Linked DNA regions of Mus musculus: region 1 is linked to region 2. Evidence: chromatin loops called from intact Hi-C (ENCODE). Cell type or tissue: left cerebral cortex. All regions are shown on one strand. Each heading gives the region's core, and the rest is flanking DNA. Links, peaks and the distances in the headings are about the cores only. Region 1 overlaps Magi2 (membrane associated guanylate kinase, WW and PDZ domain containing 2). Region 2 overlaps Magi2 (membrane associated guanylate kinase, WW and PDZ domain containing 2).

Region 1 (5,389 bases), core at 84-5,083, 78 kb before region 2:
GTAGGCCCCACTCTCCCAGGTTCCTGCTGCCACCTCTAGCTTTAAACACAGTAGACCTTTCTGGAGTAATGGGGATGGTTCATGCTCTGTGGTGTAGTAGCAGTGTGCGTAATATGGCCAATGTATATGAGAGCACTAATATTTCACTTAAATTAATTTAAAGTTAAAGATTGTGTATGCTTGGTGGTTACTGCATTAGTCAGGGCAGACAAGGGCATGCTATAAAGACCTATCTTCTTTATAAAAGCCATTGGTTATTTTAAGTTGGAAGGTAAAGTAAGCTTCAGAATTCCTACCTGAAAATGTACAAATAAAATCTGCTGATAGGAGGAGGGGAGTTAGTGAAATTGTGCAATATATTTTGGTTAGCACAAACTCTGTACACAGTAAATAAGCAGGAAAAGAATGTTAAGTAATAACAGTAGGGCTGGAAAGATTGATCAACAATTAAGAACACTTGATGCTCTTGCAGAGGACTGAAGTTTTGTCCCCAGTACTAACACTGAGCAACACATGATTGTCTACAACACATCAGAGCCGAAGGGGATCTGATACCCTCTTGTGGCATTTGCCAGGACCTGTATGCACGGGCACATACTCATACAGATGCATGTGTGTGTGTGTGTGTGTGTGTGTGTGTGTGTGTGTGTGTGTGTGTATGTGTGTAAATGCACCAAACCCACCTCCAATATTTTTAACATCTAAAAAAGATGATTATTAAAATATGGAGCACAGTATTTCTGTCACTTTTGTTCTTACTCTAAATAGTACATAAGGTTTGGGTGTTGAAAAAAGTGGGTTTTACAAAGGAATTATCCCTTCCCTCTTCAGATAATGGCAGCTTCCTAGAAATCAGGAAATTTATTATATAGGGTGAGTAGGCTGTGCCTGGTTATCAATAAGTATTGATCAGCGTACAATTTCCTAAAGTAGATTGGCAAACATACAATGTTTCTTTCCATATACTTACAGCTCATGAATCTGAGTTCTAGTGTCTTGACTCCAGCACCTAGTTCTAAAAGGAAGGTCAAACTAGTCTTAGCACTTGTGAGAATTCTAAGGTGGGTAAATGATTTTTTAATTAACTAAAAAATAATATTTCATTTGGCAAAAGAAAGCTGGGATAAATACTAATAACGAGGCCCATCTTTCATGAGCCCAAAGAGAAAAGACTTTTTTAGAATTGGTAACTCTTTAAGTAAGATGTTGGTCTACGTCTGTTAGTTGATAGACATACATGTGTGCACGCATGTGCTTATTCAAAGGCATGCAGAGGGAAGCACAAGGCCAAGGATGACATTGAAGAATACAGTGTTTAACATCTTAGCACATGCTGTGATCTAGTGTAAGCATCCTGGAGAAATAGGTTAGGACGAGAAGTTGGAGGAGCTAGATCTGGCAAACGTGCCTTTCTCTGAAGCTGAGTGACAAATGATTTTCCTGTGAGGGAGGGAGAAGATCCAAAAGAACTAACCTTGTTGTCAAACTTCACAGAGAACCCATTTCACTTACCACCTGCAAAATTGCAGTGTTTGCATACGAAAAGGCAGTCCCTTATACACACGCGCGCACACATACAACAGTATGACACGTACTACCAGAACCACACAGCAAAGCTTCTGAAGGTGAGAAAACTGACAACCAGATGCCTACAAACCGCAGGAAAAAGTAGGCCAGACTTACATAAGGAATTGTGCTGACAACCCCACTGGTTATGGTATCAAAGAAACACTTGTGGGAAGCCTAAAGAAGATAGAGGTCTTACTGACCAGATGGAGTCAAGTACAAGCAGGCATTCAAATGACCTAGTTTGTCCTCCCAGGGTGGCCATGCCAGAGGACACAGGGGTACAATGGGTGTTTTTTTTTTTTTTTTTTTAAAGCTCTGCAGTTCCTGTCATCATTCAATTCCTTTGAGTTTCTATAGTTGCATGCCACAGTGGCTGAGGGTGCAGCTAGTTCAGGGTAGTGTTGGCACTGATAAAGGCCTGATTATTGAAAGCCTGCTCATCATTTGCCTTTTCATTGCTACCAGAACAACAGAAACTAGAATCAGTAAATCTAACCCCTGAACAAAGGCCCTTCAGAGGGCTTAACAGTGGCAATTACCAAACAGTGCACACCATGGTTCTTGGCAGGAACTGGGGAACAAGCAGTGAAGAATCATTGCACACAGTGAAAACTTTGGGGAGTGCTTCAAATAGAAAATATGTAAATTTGAAGAATGAGAGGGCCCTCAGAACAAACAACTGTTCTCTCGAGAAATCAGAACTAAATAAAGTTTAAGAACGTTGCCCAGCTTTTTCAGGAAGATGACTCAAAGAGAAATCATCAACTAACCACTCAGGGAGATAGTAAGTTGCATGTCCATCCGTGTCTTGTGATTGGGACTGCTTGTATTTTTACGACAATACCATACTGGCACTTCTATCTTAAACTCTTGATGACTAGTTATTATATATAGGGGTATAATAAGGCCACTGATACTCTTCTCACCCATCAGTCACGGACTAAGTTCTAATGATCCTTTATAACTTTTTTTTTTAAACATTGAAGTGATGTTCATATCCTGGCCATGTATCTTAAATAACAAAATCAAAATGCTTAGCCTGATCATGGACTATGAGGAATGAAAATTAAATATGATCAAAAGAAGTTTGTAAAGTTGTGGACCTTATTTTAGTACAGTGACTTTTTGAACATTAAGAAAGATCAACAAAGAGCTGGAGATGCCTCTGGCACTGGGCTTGACCTGCCTGGATTCTATCTCTACTGTTAAAAACAAAATCTAAGGTAGAGAGAAAGGAGCAAAGTTGGACTTCTATATCAGATCAGAGGCAATAGACCAAAAAGGAATACATGAGGTGTTCATGTCTGGTTGATAAACTGGATGTAAATCAAGTACAGGGACAAGATGGTATTTATCCAAGAAGTCTAAAGGCACTCAAGGATGAATTTGTGGAACTTTGGCCAAATATGTAAACTGTTGTTGCAAACAGTGTACCTGGAAGTTGTTAGTGTGTTGGGAGATTTCTCATGTAATTGCCATCTGTCGGGATTATGGAAGAATCCCGGAATATAAGAAACAGTTCCAAACCTGGATTCTGGGCACAAACGATAGAAAAACAATAAAATCAGGTCACTGTTGGTACCCATCCTTAGCAACTTGATGACTGATGTGAAAGCTGCCTGCCTTCCTTAAGAGAACACCTGGCCATGGAGCTCCTCCCCGCCCTTAAAGCAGGCAAGCATAAGAAACAGTTTAGCTATCAAGGACTGCAATTGGTTTATGGGCTACATACACATTGCTCTTCTGATAATACACTTGGCAGCTTGAGACTCTTTCATTCATGTACTATGTAAACACACAGTTCATCTAAAAATATAGGAATCCTAACTGCATCAACCCAACTACGAGGAATGAAGTATGTCTCTCCTCTCCGAGGAATGAAGTATATCTCTTCTCTCCCTAATAACCATCAGGCTTGGACAGATTCTAGTCAAAGGTATTGGCAACACATCCAGGCGAGAGAGTAGGAGGACCAATATGCCTGAGGCAGTTTTGTATGAATATACAACAAAGCAAACTGTGTCCTTTAAGTGAACTTTTAGGAAAGAACCCCTGTTTACCATTGTATACCCATGTATAAATACATGATTAAAACCACCTAGAGGAAGGGATCTGCTCAGTCAGCAAAGGCTTTTATAACTCAAGCCTGCCAATCACAGTAGAACTTTCTCAAATTATGTCATGAAATTTTTCCTACCCTGGAACTCCATAAACGATATCCCTGGCAATAACTTGGAGTCCTTTAATACCTTCAGCTTTACGCACCAATGACAATTTTGATTATATACATTTTCCTTCTTAACCTACACTACGGCTTTATTTCAAATAACATTTGCCTGCTATGTTGTCTTCGTCTACCTTTATTTTACTCTTGACTGAACACCTAGAGCCACAGCCAGTCCAGGCTCCAAACACCAGTAATGTCTTTAAGCTCTTCAAGGCATTAAATGATAACCATAGGGACAACGGTGACCACAATTTTACCTTTCTTTTTAAAGTGCTCTGGACTATTTATGTATAATGAGTGTTTACAAAACACAGCTGTGTTACCTGTATTTACAGAACATGGCTGTCCCATCAACATGGGGTTGGGGAAGCTTGCTGCCACATAGGAAAGCAAGGAGACATTGGAACACTTCTCCTGAGGCATGCTGTGGGATCATGGGAAACAGTTACATCATCATAAACATACCGTATGGAAATTTAGAGTGCCAGATAGAAATGTATGCATTTTCTGAAGGGCGAATTGTCAGGAAAGTGTCGAGCCAAGATGTCTGAAGTCGGAAATTTAAGCCTGATGACTTAGGATCAATCTCTAGAACCCATGTAAAGGTGGCAGGAGAGAAGTGAGTCCAGGAAATTGTCCTCTGCCCTCCATGTGTGACCTCCGCAGCACATGTGTACTTCTACAACTCATGACATGCACCCACACTAATGGTGAAGTTTAAGGGAAGGCTTGAAAAAAGAGTTTTAGACAGGAAGCAATGAGCTGATTTCAAGGTGCATGTTGACTGTGTTTCTAATCAGTTTCTCAGCTTACGGGTCACTATAATTTGAGACAGGAATGGAGCTGGGTCATCATCTCAGAGCATGACAAGCAAACCTGGAGGACAGCTGCCAAGCCCTGGTCTGTGGAACAGGGATTAGCCAATCCAGACCCTGCACGTGTACCAAATACAATGCCTGAGTATTTGTGGTGGTCGTGAGCACTGTAGAGCCTCCTGTTAACAGTAGTGCATTAAAACAAACTAAAAGGATAGGGACTGAGAAGGAGTCTCAGTCAATCCACAGGACTCACATAAAATTCAGGAAATAGTGGTGGAGAGGTAGAGATGGGTAGATAACGGGTGCTCACTGGCCAGCTAGGTTTGTTGAAGTGCTGAGCTACAGGCTCAGTAGGAACACCTGCATCAAAAGGTAGGGATGGAGAAAGGCACCTCCTTCCTTAACATCCGGAGAGCGTTAGGTTTACAGTTATGTACCAATACCTTGTGCTTTATGGAAATTCTAAGAGCCAAAAAAGCAAGGAGATTCAAGACAAGCATAAAAGTGAGTTTTTGGGTTTTCATTTTCATTGAAAAAAATTAAAAACAAAGTTTGTATTGTTTTGAATCAGGGAAGTATTTAGGAACTCTTTCAGTCTAGATCAAAAGATATGGAGATGAATACAAAGGAAGACAAAATGTGTTTGAGATCAGAGGAGTCACACACCCTCGGGAGGTGGGGTCTGCCTGCTCTCACTGAGTGCATCTTCTGAGGTCTGATCTCTACGACATGGCACAGACCTCAACTGCCACCGAGGAACTGGAAGATGATATCA
Region 2 (5,389 bases), core at 56-5,055:
AGCTCACAGTGGACCTAGTAGATACACTGGGATCCAGACAGACATCTTGTATATTTTTCCTTCCAGCTATAGCAGGGTCTCAGATATCAGCCAGACAATCAGAGGTACTGGAAGTGAAGATCAGAAACATTTCCTCCAGAGTACAATCATTAACGGAATCTTGAGACTGTTTTCTACTTCACAAAGGAGATCTCAAGCCAGCAAAAAGGGAGGATACAGCCGAGATGGACTTTGGAAAGTCAGCTGATGGGTCCAAGTAGTCTTCAAGCAGCATTTTCTAGATGAGCTTTGTTCCTCTGCTTCTAAGGAGGGCATCTCTGTTCTGAGACCGATGTCCTGCTTGGCTTTCCAGGGCTGTGATGAGTACTGTGACCCAAAGCAACTTCAGAGAAGAACAGCTTGTTTGGCTTACATTTCTGTCACAGTCTGTCATCCAGGAAAGCCAGGGCAGGAGCTTCAGGTGGGAACTGAAGCAGAGACCACCAAGAACGCTGCTGACTAGCTTGTTTTTGATGGCTCTCTCAGCCTACTTTCTTATACACCCAGGACTACCTGCCCAGCCTTTGCACTGCTCTGAGCTCCCTAGGTCCTCATGTCAATCATTAATCAAGAAAACGCCCACAGGTATGTAATTCCACAGGGCATTCTGATTGAGGTAACCCTCCAATTGAAGTTGGTCCCCTTTCCCAGTGACTGTAGTGTCAAGGTGACAAAAAAAAAGTAAAAAAAAAAAAAATTACAAAAAACATAACAAAACTCCTCAACGCTAACCAGCACAAACATTAAGATCCGTGAGTTATGAAATTCAGAGGCCGAGGAAATCCCCTTTTCCTTTAGTCATTCCTGTGAGGCAAGGAGAAAATCCTACCTGTAACGTTCCTCAGCTGTATGAGCAGTCAGCAGCAGAGGGACTGGATGGGACGCTAATGGCTTAATCAGGTAATGTCTGTGAAGTCGACCAATAAATAAATCATCTAGCAAATATGCCAGCTTTTACCCATCCCTCAATTTGACCTCTGTACACCTGGTGTTGCCACATTATCAAGTTTCAAGAGGGTTGAAATTATTGTGGACATGTTCATCTGGTCCTAGTCAGATATCAACATAATCCATTACTTTCCACTTAACTGAGGTGAGTATTCTGAACGTGGGGATCAGGAAACAGGCACGAGGCATGGTAGTGTTTTATGACAGAGGAGAAGCACGAACCTCAGTGAGAAGATCACAGGTTCCTGTGTGTGTGTGTGTGCTCGCACACACATGTGCCTGTGCCTGTGCCTGTGCCTGGGTGTGTGTTCAGTGGGTGCGGTGTACATGTTTACCAGTGACCATTTTGTACCAGGTAGGGGAATACATCAGGAGATAGGCAAGAGGCAGAAATGTCCCCCCTTTTCATCCACACTTGGCTTTTCTAAATTCTTTATCTCTTTTGGAGAAAAGTAATTTCCAAGTTCTTTAGACTATCCATAAAAGCAAATATATCTATGGATAAATATTAAGGGGCCATTAGTATGCCACCACAGGAGTCAAATTAGCATTTCTATACCACACTAGCCTAGGTCTCAAACACTGGCTAATTTAGGAAAGAGCTGTGAGCTCCCAGCTTTGCTGAGTTTATATAAAGCATTTCATTACAGAATATGGATTTTTAGGTTGAACTAGCGTTAGCAGTGTGTCACTTTAATACATTTTGACAGATTGAGTCTCTTATAGTTAACAGTATTTTTAGCTGTTCTTCAGAAATGATTCTGAAAGAAATGTGGGTAGTAGTTACCTCCAGTAATTGTCTTAAACATCACATGAAGACCCAGCACAGTATTTCTCAATAGTGGCGCTCAGCAGCCTTGTAATTTGCATGCTCCTCCAAGATGCCTTACAAAGGGGATATTTTTAATGCCTTTGGGAGACAACACACTAAATAGCTTTTCCACTTCCCTCAAATTATGTATTTTAAACCTTAATAATTCCATTTGAGGATAGGATTTAATGGTGGGCAGGAAACCACACAAAATGGGATCGTTGAGAGTTCCCCCTACCCCCCCAGTCTGGATGCTATCTCTTCTTAAATTCAAGGAAGGAATGTCTTTTCATTTTGCTAGCTAGGGCAGATTCAGGTGCTTGACATCAATTTTCTATATCTATCCAAGATGTGTGTCACCAAAAATGACATTAAAAGGAAATGCTGCTGCAGTATAATCTTATACTGTGCTTTTCCCCGATGGGCTTATTTATACCAGGCTTTAACAGAGATGGACCTATTTAGGTTCCATTTACACAGAGACTGTTCTTATTCTAGTGAATAAATGGTACATGCATTTCCATGAGCTTTGAAACATAGTAATGTCTCAATTTATATGTTTCTATAGATGAAGCTAAATGCTCATGAAAAGAATCAATAGCTATTCAGGTTTAGTTGATGTCATGTTTAATAACCTTGATGAAAATCCAGAACGCATGGCTTGTCCTATCTACCCAAAAAGCTCATGTTAAACTACACATTAAGCACTGTAATAAACGATAGAGGACTATAATAAGCCAGAATTGGAGAGTCATTCTAGTTTAAATTCATATCCCAATACCTTGGAGGATATGCACAGATTGACCTACAAGTGGATCAGGAGTGCCCATACATGTTGTGCCCTTAACCTTTGCCAAGTTGGCAAAGCATCAAGTTAAATAATAACATCTCATCTTCTCACGCAAAACGTGCTTCATCTCAACGGGAGAAGCTACTTATAGCACAGCAGTCACGTGGAGGCAAAGCTGCAGAGCCTGCCTCTCACTTCTGATTGGTTCCTTGTGGCTGAAAATCATCATGCATCCACTTTACAGATGCAGAAGCAGAGGTTGAGAAGCCCTGGGTAACTTGTCCAAGGTTACATAACCCACACATGGAGCTGAAAGGACTGGAGTAAACCCAGAGCCAAGCAGTCCCACACTCATGTGTTTGACTATCTGAAAGGAGACATGTGTGTTGTTTCCCAGTCTCTTTTTCATAGGAACATGTTTCTCTCCTCTACTAGTGGTTATCAGGGATCTAGTCTGATCTCCTGATAGTCATTTAGAAGAAACTTTTCATACGACTTGAAGGTTGCAATCACTAAATCCACTGAACGTGTTGAATGCCTTGTGCTCAGCAGGTATTTGCCATATTAAACTGCATGTGCACAGAGAGCACTCGGGGTGAGCAGGCACCAATAATGCCACTAGAAAAGTGTTCTTCCTGAAGTCAACTTAAATTTCCGATTCAAGACACTGGCAAATTACATTTCAATCCTTCACATCTGACTTCTTCCCCCTAAAATAATTTTTCTAAAGAACTCATATTTGTGTAATTTGCATACAAATATTAGGTCTCCGGATTTAAAGTAAAGACTATACTAAAATAATGATTGGAGATATAGCTCAATGGTAAAGTGTTTGTGGAGTCAGCATAAGACCTTAGGTTTAAGTCCATGTAATGTCAAAAAAAAAAAAAAATTAAGTTAATCAGAAAATGCTACAAACAGGTATTCAGTGGAGCAGAACTTAATAATTTTTCTACAGTTTATGCTGTGCTTTCTCCCCCATCCCATATTTTTCACACTTCTTGTTTCACCCCCGTCAGGATTCAAGCCCCATTCTTAGGAGCAACTCACTTCAAAGTCATCTTTAATGCATGCTTTCTTTCCCTTCTCTTTCTGTTCGATTTCTTTCACCTTTATTCTGACTTTTCCATACATTACTAGCTAGGCCAAAACAAGGTTTCTTATATTCTATGCATTCTTGGATGGTTTTCTTTTACAATTTAAATTTGATGAGTGCTACTAATTCAATGTTTCTCCCCATTCTCTGTAAGTCAACAGGTTGAGTCAGGAGATAATTGAAATGTGTGTGGACATTCAAGTTTAAAAAGCAGTCATTGTGTAGTTTCAGAATAAAAGTAAGACAGACTGTTGACTGCATTTTGCTAAAATCTAAACTAGAGTTATTTAAAGTCATATGAATTTATTCCTATATCATAGCCAAAACAAAGCAAAACAACTCAGGATTATCTCCTTTTCCAAAGACTTTCTCTTCTTTCTGTATTTTCATTCAAAAAGAGACCATTAGAGGCTCAATAGATATAATTGGTTGGAAATATATTACCTCTAATTAATTTTGGATATTTTCCCTCATGATATGATTTATTAAAAGACTTACTTTATGAGTATGTGAATTCATATAACATTTCTTTACGTGCATGTAACAAGCATTTTCCAAAAGAAATTTTATTATAACTATTGTTTTCCCTATTAGAGATATACATTTTGTAAGATTTTGCCTAAAATACTTATTTCTTGTCTGAAGTTTAACCATGAATCTTGTGCAGGTACAGAAAACCATGTAGGAAGGAAAAATATGAAGTGTATCTATTATTTTTATAAAACATATAAAGCAAATGCAGTCAAGCTTTGTGCCTGGAAGTAACACGCCGTGCCGAGAAGAGAAAGTGGTTCTCTGATGTTGCCAAGTTAAGAAAAAAGGCTTCTATTTCTTCACAATAAATTCCCAAAGTATTTTATCTTCTAGCTGTGGGAAGCTTTTTTTGCTGGACATGATTAATGATGATTTACTTAAACGTAACAAGATACAGAAATAGAAACAAAAAGGAAACACAGTGTGTGTGTGTGTGTGTTTACAGGTTAAAACAATTTCATCTCTTACACAGATTTGAAAACCAGCTGCACTGCTAGCATTTTCCACATGTGTTTCCAGTGTCAAAGCCCGTCATTGAAAACTGCATTATTTAAGGTGCCAAAGTGTCCACACCACTCTTGAAAATGGTAGGAAACAACAGGTTCTCGTTGCCTCTTTGGGTTTTTTATTTGTTTTGTTTTGTTTTGTTTTTTGTTTTTTTGGGGTTTTTTTTTGCCAGTCTGTCTTGAGTCACTAACTAAACTGACTCCCAAACAAAGAAACTATGTAATGGGATCCCCAAAGCATGTCAATTGAGATTAACGCCACTCTTCTCTATGGAACATTTAGCCTCTGGAAGAGGGTATTTCCAGTTAAGAAACATACTCCTAAAGACAAACTACACAGCATGTAACCATGAACCTTGTCAGTTTATTCAACTAGTGTATGTGTAAAATCGTTCTTGATGCACACCATGTATGTAGTAAATATTTGTTAAAAAAACAGAAGAAAGGAATACTGGCTCTATCATTTCTCGGTTCCACAGCTTCTTGGCAAGCAGCTATTGATTTATGCAAGCCTCATATTCATAATGTGAGGATTAAATGAACAGAGTGTGAATGTTTAACATATTAGCTATTTTTGTTAAGGTAATTTAAACACAGCCTGAAAAAAAACAGGCATTCAACATAGGATAAATCATTCAAAATTGTATTTGCATATTTCTCATTTA

The links. A loop is a pair of places that touch in the nucleus more often than their neighbours do. Peaks named below come from ENCODE experiments on the same cell type or tissue, not always from the same donor. Only the 100,000 strongest peaks of a DNase experiment are listed, where the experiment ranks them.
Region 1: it touches region 2 in a loop (2.7-fold over the local background); 3 of 42 quality-filtered maps call a loop at or near these places.

The regions. Positions count from the first base shown.
Region 1 is chr5:20,299,991-20,305,379 of GRCm38, reverse strand. The region is part of intron 6 of Magi2 (membrane associated guanylate kinase, WW and PDZ domain containing 2); the gene reads right to left. Among named protein-coding and RNA genes, the nearest start is that of Gm25761, 190 kb to the right of the region's middle. In left cerebral cortex, for the core only: no CTCF peak of the experiment used is centred there; DNase peaks (open chromatin) are centred at 1,567 and 2,157; H3K27ac peaks cover 2,587 bases.
Region 2 is chr5:20,221,860-20,227,248 of GRCm38, reverse strand. The region is part of intron 5 of Magi2 (membrane associated guanylate kinase, WW and PDZ domain containing 2); the gene reads right to left. Among named protein-coding and RNA genes, the nearest start is that of Gm25761, 110 kb to the right of the region's middle. In left cerebral cortex, for the core only: no CTCF peak of the experiment used is centred there; DNase peaks (open chromatin) are centred at 1,710 and 2,800; H3K27ac peaks cover 2,513 bases.